Regions from separate parts of the Mus musculus genome. Here region 1 is linked to region 2. A link is a contact called in ENCODE POLR2A ChIA-PET data. All regions are on one chromosome and are shown on one strand. The core of a region is the stretch at or near the end of the contact, and the rest is flanking DNA. Distances in the headings are between cores, read along the strand shown.

Region 1 (6,151 bases), core at 1,077-3,576, 68 kb before region 2:
AGCTTGCTTCCCAGGGATTAGTCCTTAGCTTTTATCCTGGAGGCAGCGGCCCAGCGGGCAATATAGATTGCAGCCCTTCCAGGATATTTGCAGTGATGAGCGCATCGGGCTTACACCCCATATCACAGTCCAAGGCAGGTCCCTTCAGGGATCTCAGGGGCCCCAGGCTCGCCTCACTCAAGGCGGTACCGCTCAGCACTCTGGGAGACGTAGTCCTCTGGCCTCCTGGCGAGGCTAGAAACTCGTGACCTACTTTTCGAGCACACTACACTTCCCTGTGTACTACGCGAGGGCCCAGCCAGATAGACCGCGCATGCCCCGCTCTAGGTCCTGGCCAAGGGTCCGAAGCCCAGGAAAAGTTTCCGATGCACATGCGCACTGCAGCGAGTGGGTGCCCCCCCCCCCCCATCACCAGAGACGTTTGGCATAAATCTGCCCATAAGGCCTCTCACCGGGTATCCTTTCTCCCCACGTCCTTGTTCAGGCTAGACTCCAATAACTCCCCTTTTCTTTCATGACCTCCTAAGCTTACTGAATCAGGGCTCTGCAACTAAGGGGTTTTTCCTAGATGAACCAGGTGGGCTGGAATGGATAGAGCCACCGCTCCGGCCCCAGCCTCTGGATCTCAAAGGAGTGTCGCTGTCTGTGGTAGATGTAGGAGCAGTGTATTCAAGAAGAAACGAGCCCTTTTCACCTAATACTCAGTAGGCTCTGCTCCAGCACCTCCACAGCCAGGAAGGGAATGGCAAGCATTAGATCCGATTCTCCAGTCTTGTTGGCCAAGCCAAAGAAATTCCTAGTAGAGCTGTGAGGAGGCACCCGGTCGACAATAAAGCCCGAAGCCGGTAGTGCCCAAGCCTTACCCCACTTTTAATACAAATCTGAGAAACCAGACCCAGGTAAAGGAAATGGGGAAAGGTTCCCAGGCAGGCAAGCAAAATCCGTACATCTGAAACCCGGGCATCATCCAATATTCAGAAAGTCTGAGTCTCCTCCCCATTACAAGGCCTACCCTAGGACCAGACTTACCAGATCCTCAGCAACCCTCCCCGGCAGGGTGTTAAACCTCCCTAATCCTGCCTCCCACACCAGCTGTTTTCCCCAGTGCTTAAGTGAGGCATTGGGGGTAGGCGCTCAGGCAAGCAACAGGATTTTTATTGTTGTTAAGAAATCAAAGAGAAACCAAACCCACTCCCAGGCCAGGGTGGATAGGTTAGGGTGGATGGGGGGGGGGGGGGTAGGTTAGACACCGAACTGGCACCGGAAACCCTGTCTGCTGATCCCAAAGCCTGCTGTGTGAAGTTCTGGTTGCTCCCAGGGGAGGGGATGGCTTTTCCCTTTTCCCTCCTTAGATTTTTGGTCAAGGGCGGAGTACATCCCCCTCAGACAGAAGGGGAAGTTTAGGAATAGAAGAGATCAGACACAATTAATACACTATCCGACAGGCTCTTTGGGTACTTTTTTTTCCGCCTACACAAGTATATAAAGAGCTCAACCTGCAATGAGTTCTTGCTCGGCAACCCAAGGGCACTCTCCACTAACCGGCCCTGTCACCAAGAAGGGGATGTCCAAATTTCCCATCTCACAGGTTCCAAAGGGACAGAAACAGACTGTGTTAATAATCACCACCCCGCACACGTGAAAAGCAGCCGAAAAATAAAGATAGAATCCCCTCCCTTCCCATAATTTATTTAACTCTGGCCAGAGTTTGGTTTCTGGGGGGGGGGGGCAAGGAAAACATAACGAGTGAGGCGTGAATAAATGGGGAAGGAGGTCAAGGAGGAAACGCTCTCCGCTTAGGAGAGGGCCGCACTCGAAACTAGGTACCCCAGGATCAAAGAGAGTGATGGAGAGCGAAACAGGGGCGGATCCGGAGAGGGGCAGCAGGGGAGTGGACCAGTGTGGGCGTCCCCCGCCCGCAAGCCCGCGCACTCACTCGGGTCTCCACGAAGGGTCCGCTCTGCAGGCCGCGGGACGGAGGTCTCTCTCCCAGCTTCCCGGGCACCGCGAGGCTGAGGGCCACGGTGTCCTTTTACGTCGTTTGAGGGTAGAGAGGGACGAGGACCGAGCTCATGTGATTCTTTCCGCTGTTTTTGGAGGTCGAGCTCGGCGGCGACGGCGCGGGGATGGCGGACCCGAGGATGGCACCCGTCACGCGGTGGATGGAGGCCAGCCCTGGATGTACTCGTCTGGCAGGTCCTGTCCTTCTGGCCTCTCGGTTCCCACGACACTCAGTCTCAACGACCTGCACCTTCCCGCGCCTGGGCCCGAAGTGAGCAAAGTCAATGAAAAGTTTCACCCTCAGCAACCCTGCGCATGAATCTGCTTTCCCCACCCCTGCGTGATGCGTCCCTCCGCCCAGCCGGGGCGGGGCCGGGACTACTTTTCCTCCCTTGGCATCTTTAACCCCTCGCAGCCCAGTCGTAGGTTGGGATTCCAGGTTCTGCGGGAAGTGTAATAGCGATCTTCTCACCTTGTCTCCTCTAGACCCCTCCCTGCCACGTCCTCAGCGGGGCTGCTCACCCTCGGAATCCTTCTGAGCGCCTTAGCGCCGGATTTCTTCTCTTAAGACTCCAAAGCAGTCTGAGCTCGCCATGTACGTTTTTTTCTTTTTTTTTTAAACCGGTGTAGACCAACCCCGGGGAGGGTAGGGACAGACCTGGAACACAACAGGCCATTAGGAAGTAGCCTGGGACACAGTGGCTGTTGCTGGCATCACCGGGGCCCTGAGAACTCCAAACCCTAGCCCCAGCTCTCAAAGTTCCCTAAGACCTAGACGGCATGACTCTTCAGTTCTGACGGTCCCCGTGACTTGAACTCCCCGGTTCCGATTTGTTCATTCTGAATTTGGGGAGACAGTGGCACGATGCCACCTCCAGGAAGGTTCTGGATCTGAGTGTAGGCTAACCTGAGTTTACCAGTGTCGCCCTCCTGGTGGGGACGTGGAAGATCGAAGGGAAGGGAAGGGTGCAAGAAGATCGAGGGTTAGAAAAAAGAGCGGAGCACCGGTTAGTCATGCACTCCCAGCCCGGAAAGTTGGGTCCCAAACACCATAATAGGGCTGGCCACGCGCGACCGCCGCCCCTCTGCTGAGGTCCTCGAGCTCTCTGGAGCAGGTTACCCACGCACAGGAGAGCATGAGAGCCGCGCTCCTTCTAGCAATAGTCGCAGAAGAAGCGCCAGCCCTGGCAAGGTGAGCAGGGTGTTCATTAAGCCCGACAGCACCCGGCGGCGGCGAAGCGAGGCGCACCCGGGCCCGGATTTTGGTCACGCTTTTTCTACTCTGTGGCTTTGTGACAGTGCAGGCTCAGCGATGAGGGGGTCTAGGATCTGTGGCGGGTTGAAACCCTAGGAGAACTGGACTATCAGACTAGGCTGGAGGACCGCTGGCCTTGTGTACAGTTCCCCTAGCCCCCGCCTTAGTTCGCCTATTTTCCAATTCAACAACCCCTCCTCTTCTTCTTTTTTTTTTTTCTTGGGGGGGGGGGTTCGAGACAGGGTTTCTCTGTATAGCTCTGACTGTCGTGGAACTCACTTTGTAGACCAGGCTGGCCTCGAACTCAGAAATCAGCCTGCCTCTGTCTCCCGAGTGCTGGGATTAAAGGCGTGCACCACCACGCCTGGCCAACCCCTATTCTTTATTCACGTTCCTGAAGGTTCCGGTGCAACGGCAGTCTCCGAACCCACGTGGGGCGGTGAGATCGGAAAGTTTCCAGTTACGAACTGTGTGCGTTTTATTTTCCTTGATCACGTAGGCAAGAGCAGAGATCAACGGAGGTATAGAGATTTAAATACGCTTTCCTAGACAGGAGGAGAGAAATGCCGGGCGGGAGGGCAAACTCCGCGGTGCCAGGATGGCAGGAGGAAACCTAAGCGCGTGTGTCCCATCCCCCACAATCCGAGCTGGACAGCCCGGGGGCTTCTCCTGGGACTACTTGTGCGTCAGCAAGCGTCATACATGCCCCTCTTCACTTCACCCTTCCCTTTTAGCAGCCCTGCCCCCACCCCCCCACCCCCAGTGTTCCATCTAATGCCATGAGACCGCCCACAAGGATGAAAGCTAAAAATAAAACAGATATGTTAGCAACAGCCCTCCCATTGGCCGTCAAGCAGAGAGAGACGTCTGATTGGGTTTTAGATACAGCTTCTGGTAAGCAAACGTTTGTACCCTTTGGTATCGCAAGGGAAGCTGGTATTTGTAGTCTATCATTAGAGGCGGCCATAGAAATAGGTGGGTTTATATCCCGGTTCTGCCACCCACTGTGTGTTTTCGATTTAATGCAACAAATATTCTTACGTTGACAAACACGATTATTCATTTCTAAAAACATGGAAATCTTGTGATTAATCAATATTGTGTGTGAATCCTGCTTCAAATAGGTCAGTCTCCCTCTCTGAAAAAATACCTGAATTTGCAAAACAGTTTATATTTTTCATCATGAAAAATTAGCCAAATTGCAGCCTATAAACACTAGTTGGTGAGCATTTCCCAATGAGAAATATTCCAAGACAGAATGATGAAAAAGGTTAGGATGAGCTGGAACAAAGAGTATCTCAAGGAAATGCTTATACAGATTTTAAAAAAGAAAATGCAGATACAAGTGGAAGACCTTGAGTCTCTGTGTATTCGTGCTTTTATTTGAATCAGCCTTGGGCAGGTTTACACACAACAAAAAACCTGAAAAAAATCCTGTCTCCTTAGTAAATGGGAGTTTTGAGGAAAGGTTGAGCCTATAAATAGGAAAGGATAAAATAGAGCGAGGCGATCATCCTTAATTACTGCTGCCTCAAGTTATGTGGTAAGGAGGAATCTTCTTCTCTTCCCCAATGTGTAATTTCATCTTGCCAGGGCTTAATTGTAGACTGAATTACTACTCCAGCATTCCAGAGTCCCCTCCTATTTGAGTAAACACGTCTTGTGAAAGGTTGGCACCGGGCTTTCACCAGGCTTTCACAGAGGCCAGCCCTGGCGACTGCAGGGTGGGAACAACTTCCCCTCTCAGAGCAAAGCAAGTCCTGCCAGATATTTTGGCGCTAGGGACAAGCAGAGCTGCTCATGATTGGCTCAATTAACCTGAGGCGAGTCACAACTTCATACACACAAACTGAGGTGAAAATGTTAGATTGTTTCTTCAAAGTTACCCAATAGTATCGTGGTTGGATTCTTCCCATCTTCTGCCACCGATAGCAGAAGAAAGGACAGTCAGTGACAAAATCTGAGTGTGGGAAAGAGACTCTAAGTCCATCCTGGTAAAAAAGAGAACAAAACTTTCTTTTGTTTTTCAATTTCTATTACTTTATTTATGCATATGAATGTTTGGTTAAACGCATATATATGCACCATGTGTGCCTGTTGGACCCCTTGGAATGGGATTATGATGGTTGGGAGCCATTATGTGGGTGCTGGGAATCAAATCCAGGTCCTTTGCAAGAGTAACAAACACCCTTAACCACTGAGCCATCTCTCCAGCCCCCAAACCATTTTTTTTGTTTTGTTTTGTTTTTTGTTTTTTCTTTCCTCCTCCTCCTCCTCCTCCTCCTCCTTCTTCTTCTTTTTTTTTTTTTTGAGACAGGGTTTCTCTTTATAGCCCTGGTTGTCTGGAATTCACTTTGTAGACCAGGCTGGCCTCCAACTCAGAAATCCACCTGCCTCTGCCTCCCAAGTGCTGGGATTAAAGGCGTGCACCACCACCACCTGGCTCATTTTTTTTCTTAAGACACCAAAAGGCAGTATTCAAAGAAACAAATATTTTTAGCTCTTTGGGTGGCCACTTGGGGATTGGGTTAATAAGGAATCAAGTATCTGGGTGTTGGAAATAATTTTTTTTGAGGGGCCAGGAAAATTACTTCTAGGCCAAGAATCGTTCACGTTTATATCTTAGCCTGAAGCTACTATTAAAAAGCTACAGGTCAAAATACATTGTCTGAAGTTTAGCCAGTTCAGTTTGACTCCCTGGCAATTTTCTTAATTTACAAGTTGCTAAGTGGGGGTGTTGTGTGTAGCTTTTGCTACCCGGCATGTGACAATAGGAGCCCACTTCTGTTGTCAAAGCACTCAAAATGTGAAGACAGGATCACAAGATGCAGTCAGACTGGCCTCAGAGCGAGTTCCATAATTTCTTTGGCTCATGGCAAAACCCTGTCCCCCTAA
Region 2 (5,364 bases), core at 1,892-4,391:
ACACTTCCCAGTGTCCCAAAGTCTGATGACAGCTACAGTGTACTTACATATAATAAATAAATAAATAAATAAATCTTTCTTTAAAAAAAGTTACACATCCCAGTGTCCCAAAGTCTGTGCCCCAGATCACAGCCAGGAAGTGTTGAGAACTCCATCACTCTCACACCGCCTCAGACACACAGACAGGGATATGTGGCCAAAGCACTTCCGCAGACCAGAAGCCCACACAGCTTGGTGTTAACACACCCTGGTGTTCTAAATGACTTGGCTCAGTGTCTACATGTCTACCACCAATATTACCCCTAGCCACAGCCCTCACAAGAGCTGCTCAGGGACTAGAGCACTTCAGAGCTGGGGCAGAGCTCCCAGCAGTCGTCATCTGTGGAGGTTTCTCTCTCAGGATCCAGTGAACTGACCTCACCCGGGCATGGTGATCTCTGCCTGTAATCCCTGCAGCTGAGAGGGGGAGGCAGGGGTATCCGAAGTCCAAAGCCATCTTTGGTTACACAGTGGATGTAAAGTGAATTCAAGTCCCATGAGATGTGGGGAGATGGTATTGGCAAAATGGTTCAGCAGTCAAGGTAGATCCCAGGACCCCTTTCTCCTTATGAGCTGTGCCGTGGCCTATTCATGTGTGCTGTGGTATATACACCCACATTCAAAATAAATCCATGTAATGAAAGAAAGAAAAAAAGAAAGACAAGACAGACAGACAGACACAGACAGACAGACCTGGATGTCATGGCTGACTAAGTGTGACCTCCACAGGCCCATAAATGTGAATGCTTAAGTCATCGGAGAGGGACACAACTTGAGAAAGATTAGAAAGAAGGTATGGCCTTCTTGTGTCAGTGGGAGTGGGCTTTAAGGTTTCACAGACCCACAGCAGGCGAGCGTTACTCCCTTGGCAGTGGAGGACATAGCTCTCAGATCCTACTCCAACACCACGTGTGCCAGCACGCTTCCACCACAATGCTGAAGGACAACCTCCGCAACAGTAAGCCCCCAGTAAAATGCTTTCTCTTGTCACCTTGCTCATGGTATTTCCTCACAGCACTAGTGCAGCAACTAAGACTGGGTGTGACACGCACCTTCAATCCTAGCACCTGGGTGGCAGAGGCAGATGGTTCTCTGGGATTGGAAGGGCAACGTAGACTATAGCAAGTTCCAGGCCAGCCAAGGCTACATAGTGAGATTGTCTCAAAAAAAATTAAAGGATTGTCAGTGAGCTCTCTCCTCCTCCATGTGACAAGCCTCAGATCTGTGTGTGTACCTTCTCCTAGGGCCTCAGTCTCCTATAAGGGACTACCTGTCTCCTGTAAAAGCCAAACTCGCTCTTTCTTTCTGGCTCTCTGAAGATCACATCCTACCGACCCGTAAAGAACAGCTTGGACTATAAGGCCCTCCAGGGCTCTGTGGTCTGGCTTCCGTCTACATTTCCGTTCCAGCTACACCAGCATTCTGTGCCTCTCCTGCCTCAGGACCTTTGCACATGCTAAATGCACTGCCTCCACAGCTCTACACCCAACCTACTCCAACCATCGAAACAGAGTCTCTCTACTTTGCTACATCCATTCCAGTAGTGACCCGCTTGACAGGCCCAAAAGCCTGGACACAGTCCCAAAGTGAAAAGTTCACAGAAAGGCCTGTCCGAGGCATTACTTGGTGTCTTCCCACCATCAGCTCTCAGAGCAATGGCTGTTTCCTCAGAAGTCACCCATCTCTTTCATCCCGGGTGACACTCCCCTGTTCCCCACTCTGTGAATGCCTGTCCTTCATGGCATTTACCCCAGCTCATTACAACAAGACATTCTCAAGCCAACTTCTTCTCACTAGGCTACAAGGGCAGAGCCTGTGTCTCCCATTGGAGAGAGTGAAAGTCCGAGAAGGCCCCTGTAGTCATAGAAAGGGAAACACAGTAACCAAATGAATACAAGAAAGGGGCTACTGAGCTGGCTCAGCCGGTACAGCTGCCTCCCTCTAAAGCTGAAAGCTGAGTTCAATTCTAGAGACCCGCACGCTTATCCTCTCACCTCTACTCTCACACTGTGGGCAACACAGATAACACAAACCGAGGCCCAGAGAGGGTGACTTGGCCAAGACAACACAGTAATTGAACGAGGAAACAGGCATATTCCAGTTTCTGTTTTACAAACCCATTTTGTACACACGCTCTCTCCGTTTTGTTTTCTGGCAATCCTGAGAACCGAACCAGTGACTCCGCGAATGTCAAGCAAATTCAAGCACTGTTCAGCATCCTGATGCTTTTTGTTTCTTTTGAGGCAGGGTTTCTCCGTTGTAGCCTTGGCTGTTCTAGCACTCCCTCTGTAGACCAGGCTGGCCTCGAATTCACAGAAATCCGCCTGCTTCTGCCTCCTGAGTTATGGGATTAAAGGCATGCGCTACCGCCAGCAGCTTCGGTGCTTTTAATTTGTCTGAGTCAAGGGCTAACTATATTGCCCACGCTGGCCTCGAACACAGGATCGTCAAAAAGCCTCAATAGCCAAGAAGCTCGGATTACGGGTGTGCACTACCTCGCCCGGCCCATTTACTCCCTTGTGTACACGTTGTCACCCAAGTCTGGTTTATAAGGATGCGAAGGAAAAAAACCCCGACATGAAGTTAAGTGTGCAAGGCCAAGGGTGAACCAGGCGATAGCCAGACTAGCAGTGGGACCGGTAGGGACACTGCCGGGCAGCCCGAGGGCCCAGTACCTTGTTGGCCAATTTCTTGTTCAGCTCCTCAGCAATGGAATCGTTGAGTTTCCGCTCAAACTGCCACGGGGGTATGCGCACGGTGTCCACCATCTCCACCAGCACGAACATCCTGCGCTAGGGCTCTGGAGACCGGAGAGGCTGCCAAGCACGGGGGCCTGCGAGCTGTGATGGGGTGGGGGGGACCCGAGCCTCCTCCGTCCCTTCTCAGCCTCTGACAAGCCAAACCTGCAGCCGAGCTGCGCGGGAGGGCCTGGGCTCCAATTCTGGAAGCTACGCTCGTCTCCCGGAGGAAACTGAGGCCCGCTCCCGCCAGCCTTGGAGGAGCGCCGGCTCCCCGTCCCCGGATGCCACCCTGGCCTCGTTCCGTCCGCACCACGCGCGGGAGCCACGCGCGTCCAGCAACGCTGCGCTTGCCAAACCAAATCAACTCAGCTTCCGGAAAACTGACCAATAAGAAGCATCTGCCCGCCCCTGCGGGTCGCAGAGCTTCGCGAGGCTCCCGTGAGGGGCGGGGCCGGAAGGTGGGCGGGGCCGCCAGCACTCTCCCGCAAGTGAGAGAAGAGGGGCGGGGTAGAGTGCCGAAAGGGCGGGGCCCCATCCTGAAGCAAGCCAACCCCGGGCCCCTGAGAGAGTCTGGTTGCTAGGCGACAAGTCTGCACTTCAAGCCTGATTGTCTTTCTTTTGCACAACAGCCAGATAGACCCTTTGAAAATACAAATTTAACACGTTCAAAATAGTCTTTACTCCAGACAAAGTACCCAAGAGAGTGGGCAGAAAAGGGTCGCCGGGCCTTCCTGGATGATGTCATTTTAAGTGGTGCATTTGATGGATATGCTCACCAAAGCTCAGCACACAAAGCTTAAACAGCTGAAACAGACTCACGCTTGTAATACCAGCGCAAGAGAGGGTGAGGCTGGACAATCACTGCAAGTTCAAGACCAGCCTGAGTTACCAAATGAGATCCTGTGGCCGGGCAGTGCTGGCGCACGCCTTTAATCCCAGCATTTGGGAGGCAGAGGCAGGCGAATTTCTGAATTCGAGGCCAGCTTGGTCTACAGAGTGAGTTCCAGGACAGCCAGGGCTACACAGAAAAACTCTGTCTCGAAAAACCAAAAAGAAACAAAAAACAAAAAACACAGATCAGCTACATAGTGAATTCAAGTCTAGCCTGAGGTACAAAAGACTTTTTGTTTGTTTGAGACTCTTTCTAAAAAGAAAAAGGGGGGTGCCTAACAATGATGGTGACACACGTCTTTAATCCTAGCACTTGGGAGGCAGAGGCAAACGGATCTCAGAGTTTGAGGCCAGCCCAGTCTACAGAGCAAGTTTCTGGACAACCAGGACTGAACAGAATAATCCTGTCTCAAAAAAACAAAATAGAAAAATTTTCTTGCTGCACACTTTTAATCCCAGCAGTTGGGAGGGGCAGAGACTGTCAAATTTCTGAGAGTTAAGACAAACCTGGTCTACCAAGAGAGTACAAGATAGTCAAGGCTATACAGAACACACTCCCTCCCCCACCCAAAAAAAAAATGAGGAGAAAAAAAATAAGGCATTTTGGGCTGGGCGTTGATGGCACACACCTTTCATCCAAACAATTAGAATGCAGAGGCAGGAGGATCTCTCTGAATTCGAATTTGAGGCCAGCCTGGTCTACAAAGCAAGCTGCAGGACAGACAGGGCTACACAGAGAAACCCAGTCTCATAACACATGTAAGACAACAGTGTGCCTTTCTAGAAACAAAGTATTTCAGGGAATTGACAGGAGAGGTAAGAATTGATTAGCAATGATCTTCATAATATCAGTAAGTAACTTGTTTTACATTTCTATGTATATGAAGTGTTTTGCCTGCATCTGTGTGTGTGTGTGTGTGTGTGTGTGTGTGAGAGAGAGAGAGAGAGAGAGAGAGAGAGAGAGAGAGAGAATCAGAAGAGAACCTCTGATCCCCAGGACCATTGAATTGTGAGCCACCATGTGGGTGTTGGGAATGGAATCCTGGAAATGACACACAGTGACACATCAGCTGGGTGAACGGTTATTATGTGGCCTTCTGGAAAGGAGGAGGTACAGGCTGGCAGCAGGAGGCAGCAACGCTGGTCAGTGTGAGGAGGTCCTAGGCGCTGAGAAGCTGGACAGCTTAGGCTCAGAGACAGAAACAGCCAAACCACAGCCTGAGGGCTTAGATATTAACTGCATGGGAAGCTGGAGAGGGGCCAGGCCAGTGGACTGTGGAACCTAGGGTTTCAGAATTCAGTCCAGTGCTCTTTTGTGGTATTCAGCTCAACAATTTGTTAGCACGAAGTTTTGGTTTATGGTTTATGTGATGAAAGGAAAAAAAGAAAGAAAGAAAGAAAGAAAGAAAGAAAGAAAGAAAGAAAGAAAGAAAGAAAGAAAGAAAGAAAGAGAGAGAGAGTCCGGTCCCTTTACTAATTCTGTGCCTTGCTCCATGGTTGGTGGGGTGGTTTACAAAAAACACAAGCAACTCAAACTCTAGCTCCTCTGCAGCAGCGGACCATTGTGTGGGTTCTCTCTACAACATCCGGACCGAGATCAGTGGCTGGCGGATGGCCAGGGCTTAAAAATATGGCTTATTTGAATGAACAAAAGGGCAACGGAATTGTGGTCACTGAGTGAAAGACTGAGGGA

Evidence for each region. ChIA-PET counts read pairs that join two places held with the same protein, here RNA polymerase II (POLR2A).
Region 1: POLR2A ChIA-PET joins it to region 2 with 45 read pairs in Patski. The contact joins the promoter of Tob2 here to the promoter of Polr3h in region 2. POLR2A ChIA-PET finds 5 or more read pairs at or near these places in 3 of 5 experiments (Patski and embryonic stem cell).

What each region holds. Positions count from the first base shown.
Region 1 is chr15:81,856,000-81,862,150 of GRCm38, forward strand. Tob2 (transducer of ERBB2, 2) reads right to left here and starts at 2,327. Exons shown (of 2, transcript NM_020507.3): 1 at 1,937-2,327.
Region 2 is chr15:81,923,072-81,928,435 of GRCm38, forward strand. It overlaps Polr3h (polymerase (RNA) III (DNA directed) polypeptide H), which reads right to left and starts at 3,142. Exons shown (of 6, transcript NM_030229.4): 1 at 2,715-3,142. The coding sequence starts at 2,825.